Linked DNA regions of Homo sapiens: region 2 is linked to region 1. Evidence: chromatin contacts called from ENCODE Hi-C or POLR2A ChIA-PET data. All regions are on one chromosome and are shown on one strand. Each heading gives the region's core, a stretch centred on a gene start or an enhancer-like site at or near the end of the contact. The rest is flanking DNA. Distances are from core to core; before and after follow the strand shown. Region 1 overlaps MYO5B (myosin VB). Region 2 has its middle 50 kb from the start of SKA1.

Region 1 (3,558 bases), core at 369-2,868:
TACTACGGCCTTTCATGGCTGGTGCTTTAACCCAAAGGCACAGCTCACTGGAGGACTGTAGGCACCACTGCAGTGATTCTTGGGGAGGGCCGGAAGTAGAGCGCATCAGCGCTGAAAGGGAACAAGTGCAGGGATCCTGGGCTCCACCCACCTCCTTTCCCACACCAGAGAGACACTGACTCCTGCGCCAGGACCCAGGGTCTCCAGACCTTGAACTAAAGCTCCTTTCCAGCCTCCAGCCCCCCACCCCCCAGGGAGGGGCTGCTGGGGCTCTGTCTCAGAGGTTCACCTCACCTCTGTCGTCCCCGTAAACCTACAGACTGCAGAGCTCTCTAGGGTGGGGCACGCGAAGCTGACTCACACAAGGAAGTTAGGATTAATGAATGCCCAGGCCACCAGCCTCACAGGGCCATACTCCCAGAATTCTTAATTCTGTAACAAGCCAGGCACTATTGACAAAGATAAAAGTAGAGAACTGTGCAGCCCAGGCAGCCCACAGTGCTCAGGAAATCAGACACACGAGTAAACTAAAAACCAGTCAACCAACTTGCTTCAGCCGTTGGTTCCCAGAGGAAAGAACCCCTGGAGGAGCTCCTCCAGCTCCACTTAGGCCATTATGGGCCAAGGCCAGGGAGGGAGCGCCACCTCCTGGTGGGAAAAGAAAAAGCCCAAACTACTTGGCTCAGGATTTTTTGTTGAAAATGTAAGTGCTTGATATCAATTAATAAATCTACAAATATTTCCAGAGAGACCACTGTGACACACAGAGATAAGTTAACTCACTGCAGTCAGTCTCCAGCCACAGGGGGCAGTGAGGCTCGGCATCCAGGAAACTGGCTGGAGAACCTAGCATTGGGGCAACTCCCAGCCCCACCTGTAATGAGCCCGTGGCCCGGGCTAATCACCTCCACGCCCTGGGCCTCTCTTTCTTTACGGGTAAAGTGAAAGTAGCCTACTGAATTATCGCAAAGGTTTCTTCCAGATCTTTAATTACTAACCTTATTGCAAAGGTTTCTTCCAGATCTTATAAAAAGCCAGACAAGGCCTAGGATAATATTTACTTGGCCTCTGTGAAGATATTGGAAAAACAGGATCTATCAACCATGGCCCCGCCACAGTTAAGAACCTGCCTTCCTGGGGAAACAGACAAGATTCCTGCCAGCTCAGAGATGGTCAGTTTCCCGGTTCTAAAAAGCCCACTGTGTGCTCCACAGACAGCCTAACTTCTTTAGTTCATACCCAAGCTTTCTATTCAACCTCCTAGCATATTCCCTGGGACCTCTGGGAAATGGAAGGCACACTCCAAACACCAGGAACAACAGAGAAACATCTGAGGCCCTAGGCCTGGCCATATGAGGGTGAACAGTTTGTGGATTAATATGACCTAGCCATGAAATTACAGCAGACCCAAACTGTGCTGCCAACTCAGGACCAGCAGAACTTTGGGGAACATAAGGAAATGATCACCTCCTTGAAAAAAGCCAAGAGCTCTTAGTCAGGACTGGTTAAAGCTGGGCCCTCTGGGGAGGGGCTGGGCAGAAGCTAGCTCTTCCCGCCTTCTTTGCCATTCTGAGCAAGGCAGCCCACAGCAGCCGAGGCTCAAGGTCAAATGAGCCAACAGCTCCGAGCAAATCTTGAGACTGCACACAGTTCCTTGTCAAACACAGTCTCCGCTGTCCCGGACAGGCCCCTGGTGTGTGTATTGGCGGGGGGCGGCGGGTGTGAATAATAACCCCAGGTGCGCCCGACCAAGCCCAGGTGCCAATGCCTGGAGGCCTCCTGTCTTGCCGGGGACCTGCTGGATGGAGAGGAGCTGCTAGGAGGTTTTCTGGGACCTCGGGAATGCACCAGTCTCACTTTGGAGTTTTACACTCTTGATAAGGCTTGGGTAGAAGTGGACAGGAATCAAAGGAGCACTGTCAAAGAGCCAGACCAGAGCCCTGGCCACACTCCTGCCCCTACCTAACTCTGACTTTAAGTGCTCACCCCGAGGTGAGGTTGGGCTGAGGGCAGTGGCAACTTGTGCCCTCCTAAACCACTTCCCCATCCTTCTCCCATATACAGCCCTGAAAAGAAGACAAACTGCCCAGCACCCAGCTCATGTTCACAGCCCTCTTCCCCCTTCATTTTCCTATATATAAAATGGTGATAATGATGCTGGTGTCTCTTAGTTCCCAGAGGTAAAAAAGGAGAAAGCTTTGTGGAAGCAGAAGTGCCACCCGCATTCCTGCAGCTCCTCTCAGAGCAGCTCCTCAATAATAGCTTCTCTCCCCAGAGTTCAAAACAAGGGAAAAGACACAGTTATAGGGACCAAAACAAAACTCTACAAACTTATGAAGGTTAGCAAGTGATAAAAGTTCTGAACTTGAGGATCATGAATGCTTAAAGAGGCTATGACTGGGAATGTGATGGAAGCCCCCAGAAATCTAAGCAAAATTCAGCATATGAGTGTAACTTCCTCTAGGGAGAGGATAGATGTCATCAAAATTCTAAATGGTCTTTCACAAATCACACATGTGTAGATATAATTTATATTTAAACAGTAGAACTCTCCATTACAGGAAAACTGTAGGAAACGCAGAGCAGCTGTCTATCTCCAAAGCACCCCAGTTGCCAGGGTGGCCCTCATGGTAATGGGAATCCCCTTGTCATGGGCTCCACAGAATCCCAGTTGGGTCCCTGTTCCCTGCCTCTCCTCCCTCAATGCTGGGATTTGCAGCAATCATGAACACTTCCCAAAGCTAAAGGCCAGACTGGGAGAGAGGCAGGCCCACCATGGCCACTTCCACAGCACCTGGTGCAGCACACACTGCGAAGCTGGCTCTTCAGGCCTCCACTCCCCAGGGCAGCCAGCTCCTTTTCTGTACTTAACTCAGTTTCACAGGCTATTAATTTCCTATTGTACACCAGGCTTGCTGGGAACAGAATTATTTTAAGATATAATAAAAGCTATTTTTATTTTATCACCATCATTATTATTGCTGTAAAGGAAGACAAATCCAGGGTATTAAGCAGCCCCTGGGAAAACCTAAACTGGGGTCTGGATCCCTGACAACCGCTGCATGAATAAAAGAGGCTGCCAATGGTGACGGCTCTGAAGATCGGGGAGATACGCACACCGCTTGTCAGACCAAGCACACAGCTGCTTCTTCCCTTCTACTTTAGTATCACCTGGGCTTTTTCTTATTCATCTCATTTCTTATCTTCAACCCAAGATAATTTAAAATGACTAAATCTTGACTCCAGTTTTAGCACTGAGAGAGTCACCTTCATTCCTTTTCTCCCTCCTTTAGGGAAAAGAATTATACCTCTCTTGAAATAAATTTAATTTCCTCCTGGAGCCTGTGACACCACCTTCAACTTCTGATTACCTACTCAGTGGCTGGAAACTGCCCCAGCCTGAGTCAGGCCTTCCGGATTCTACCTTGACTCAGGCACAGGCCACCCGTGGGCCTAAGCTGTTCCACCCCCCCGGGCCTCAGTCTCCTTCTCTGCAGAAAGAGGGACTGGATGAAAAGATCTGGGAATCAAAGTACCAGAAGTCTTCAGTGACTCTGT
Region 2 (3,492 bases), core at 812-3,311, 570 kb after region 1:
ACTCTTTCATGCCCTTTTTAGTCAGTGGCTTCTGGGGAAGATCTTGAGAGAAACTTTCCCATAGTGGCTTTTCATCTTTTTTCCCCTACTCTAATAGACAAGATAGATCTGTTTGTCCACTTGACAAATATCTATTGAGCATCTACTTGGATTCAGGCATGGTCTTAGGGACTGAGGATCAGTGATCTCAAGAAAGATATAAGTTTTTTCTTCCACGAAGCTCACATTCTAGGAAGGATTACAGCTAAGTAAATGAAAAATAGTAGTGTGATAAATGCTTTGATATGGGCATAGAGGATATTACAGGGACATGTGAAAGCACCTAATATAAATGTATAGGGATGATATGGTTTGAATATTTGTACTCGCCAAATTTCATGCTGAAATTGCAATCCCTAATGTTGGAGGTGGGGCCTGAGGGGAGGTATTTGGGTCATTGGGGTGGATCCCTCATGGCTTGATGCTGTCCCCCTGATAGTGAGTTCTCATGAGATCTGGTTGTTTGAAAGTGTGTGGCACCTCTGCCTGTCTCTCTTGCTCTGGCTATCCCCATGTGACACACCTGCTCCCCCAGTCCCTCTTTACCTTCTGCCATGATTGGAAGATTCCTGAGACCCTCACCAGAAGCAGATGCTGGAGCCATGCTGATACAGCCTGCAGAACCATGAGCCAATTAAATCTCTTTTCTTTATACATTACCCAGCCTCAGGTGTTTCTTTATAGCAATGCAAGAATAGCCTAACACAAGGGATCAAGGAAAATTTCCGGGGGAAGTTGCACTTATGCTTAGACCTGAGAGTGATTAGGAAGAGATGGGTTCCAAGTAGAAGGAACAGCATCTAACATAGCCATAAATGACACATATACAGGTGAGAATCCAGGAGTATGCCCAACCTTCAAGTGTATCTTATACTTACCCTTTTCTTCCCTGCTTAAGAGAGCATGTAGAAGAATATAAAGTGAGCAATAAGTCATTGTAGGGATAAATATGAATCTGCTCTAACTTTTTAAAAAGATAAATCGTAAATTATTTACAAGTTTTCTGTTAACTGAGAGTCCAGATATGATCCCACAGACATGCACTTTCAAGATGATTTAATGTTCCAGACAGTGTCTTATGCATAGACATTCATAAGGAAACAAAAAAGTCATAAGGGGCCAGGTGTGGTGGCTCATGCCTGCAATGCCAGCACTTTGGGAGGCCGAGGCAGGCAGATCACCTGAGGTCAGGAGTTCGAGACCAGCCTGGCTAACATGGTGAAACCCTGTCTTTACTAAAAATACAAACAATTAGCCAGGCATGGTGGTGGGTGCCTGTAATCCCAGCTACTGGGGAGGCTGAGGCAAGAGAATCACTTGAACCCGGGATGCAGAGGTTGCAGTGAGCTGAGATCACACCACTGCACTCCAGCTTGGGTGGCAGAGCAAGATACCTTCTCAAAAAAAAAAAAAAAAAAAAAAAAAAAAGGCCAGGTGCGGTGGCTCACGCCTGTAATACTAGCACTTTGGGAGGCTGAGGCGGGTGGATCACGAGGTCAGGAGATCGAAACCATCCTGGCTAATATGGTGAAACTCTGCCTCTACTAAAAAATACAAAAAATTAGCCAAGCGTGGTGGCAGGCACCTGTAGTCCCAGCTACTTGGGAGGCTGAGGCAGGAGAATGGTGTGAACCCAGGAGGAGGAGCTTGCAGTGAGCTGAGATCACGCCACTGCACTCCAGCCTGGGTGACACAGTGAGATTTCATCTCAAAAAAAAAAAAAAAAAAGAAAGAAAGAAAGAAAGAAAGAGAAAAAGTCATTAGAGAATGCACTGAAGCAGGAAATGTGAAAAAGAAAAACAAATTTTCCTCTCTCCTTTGGTATGAGTAAACGTCCCCCACAAAATTCCTCCCCACTCCATGTGGTTGTACTCTGCTCTGCAAGTTTTATGAGTTTATGGATTCCTATTTTCTGTAACTAGTGACTGTAAATTTCTGTTTTTCATCTGAGTAGCACAGTGAAGGTCATGAGACATGCCTGAGCAGGACTGGACTGCAGCCATCTAGGCACCATAGTGAAGGATATGAGATAAGCTTGTGCAAGGCTCTTGAGCAAGCTGAGATAACAGCCATCTGGGCCGCATAGCAAGAGTCACATGAAAGCCTGAGTTATGAACCTGTCACAGTTTGATTAACTGCCTTTGTTCTGCTTCCGTACACTTGCTTTCATGCCACTGCACTCCACGCCACTGTAAACTTGTTTCAAACTAGCCAACCACCTTTCAGAAGTGTGTATAAAAGTCAAGCCCTGTCTTTGTTCAGAGCCCAGCCTTTGGATGTTAATCCACGGGGCCTAAGTGCATTCAATAAAATCTTCCTGTTCCACCCAGAGGTCTCTCCAGTCTCCTGATTCCCGCAACAGCACCATCTCCCCAAAGGTAATCACCATTAAGAGTGAAAACAAATTCTTCTAGTGTTTTTCCTTTCCAAAAAGATACACATTATCAAATTTACAAAAAGAGCCTTATGTAATACATGTATGACTGGCTTTTAACATGTGATAGATTATAAACATTTTCATGTTAATAAATACTGTTTTATAATATAGTTTAAATACCTACAGGCTGGGTGCAGTTGCTCACACCTGTAATTCCAGCACTTTGGGAGGCCAAGGCAGGCAGATCACCCGAATCAGGCATTTGAGACCAGCCTGGCCAACTTGGTGAAACCCCATCTCTACAAAACACAAAATTAGCCAGGCGTGGTAGCACACTCCTGTAGTCCCAGCTACTCTGGAGGCTGAGGCAGGAGAATTGCTTGAATGCAGGAGGCAGAGTTTGCAATGAGCCAAGATCATGCCACTGCACTCCAACCTCCTGGTTTGATCCCAGGGATCAAAGCCTGGGCAGTAAAGTGAGACTCTGTCTCAAAAAAAATAAATAAATAAATAAAATAAAAAAATAAATACATACTTTCTCATGTGATATATTTAATTAGTTCTGTATTGTTAGGCATTTTGGGTTCTTCCAAATTTTTATAAACATTATATCTCAAAAAAGTCTGTAAGTTGTGTAGATAAATCTTTCTAGCTTTAGAACTTCTATAAGCATTTCTTCCTTTTCTTAGGCTGAATCTGAGACCCACTCATCATACTTTGATTAGGTGATACAACAAAGAAAAATTTGGTTGTGAAAGCAGCAAGAGTAGAAAAAGCATTATGACTTCATTTTTATAAATAAGGCTTTCAATTTATATTTCCATGATAACTTTATCATTTGTTGATATTTATTTACCAAAGTGCTACAGAACTCTTCAAAATATGAAAAGCCATGGGATTTAACCATACAACAAAAATAATAATATTTTAAAATAATGTTTACCATTATATCAGAATGGAATGATTTTAGGTCTGAAAAAAGATGTTTACCATTACAAAACAAAGGAGGGTAATTTTAAAACTTGCTTTCATAATTTGTAATCAAATTTGGTAAAAAACTAATACTTCATGTAAAT

Evidence for each region. A loop is a pair of places that touch in the nucleus more often than their neighbours do. ChIA-PET counts read pairs that join two places held with the same protein, here RNA polymerase II (POLR2A). Pooled maps may share reads with other maps.
Region 2: a map of K562 shows a loop between it and region 1 (8-fold over the local background). The contact joins two enhancer-like sites. A Hi-C loop is called at or near these places in 1 of 168 maps with a recorded cell type or tissue (K562), 3 of 37 single-sample maps with no recorded cell type and 10 of 50 pooled maps. POLR2A ChIA-PET finds 5 or more read pairs at or near these places in 1 of 52 experiments (K562).

What each region holds. Positions count from the first base shown.
Region 1 is chr18:49,858,278-49,861,835 of GRCh38, forward strand. All of the region lies in intron 29 of MYO5B (myosin VB), which reads right to left. Among named protein-coding and RNA genes, the nearest start is that of SNHG22, 46 kb to the left of the region's middle. Within about 2 kb of position 1,619, at least 10 of the 41 ENCODE cell types and tissues checked have a DNase peak (open chromatin) inside an H3K27ac peak, as active enhancers do.
Region 2 is chr18:50,423,235-50,426,726 of GRCh38, forward strand. No RefSeq gene overlaps it. Among named protein-coding and RNA genes, the nearest start is that of SKA1, 50 kb to the left of the region's middle. RefSeq lists a cis regulatory region at 1,821-2,441. Within about 2 kb of position 2,062, at least 3 of the 41 ENCODE cell types and tissues checked have a DNase peak (open chromatin) inside an H3K27ac peak, as active enhancers do.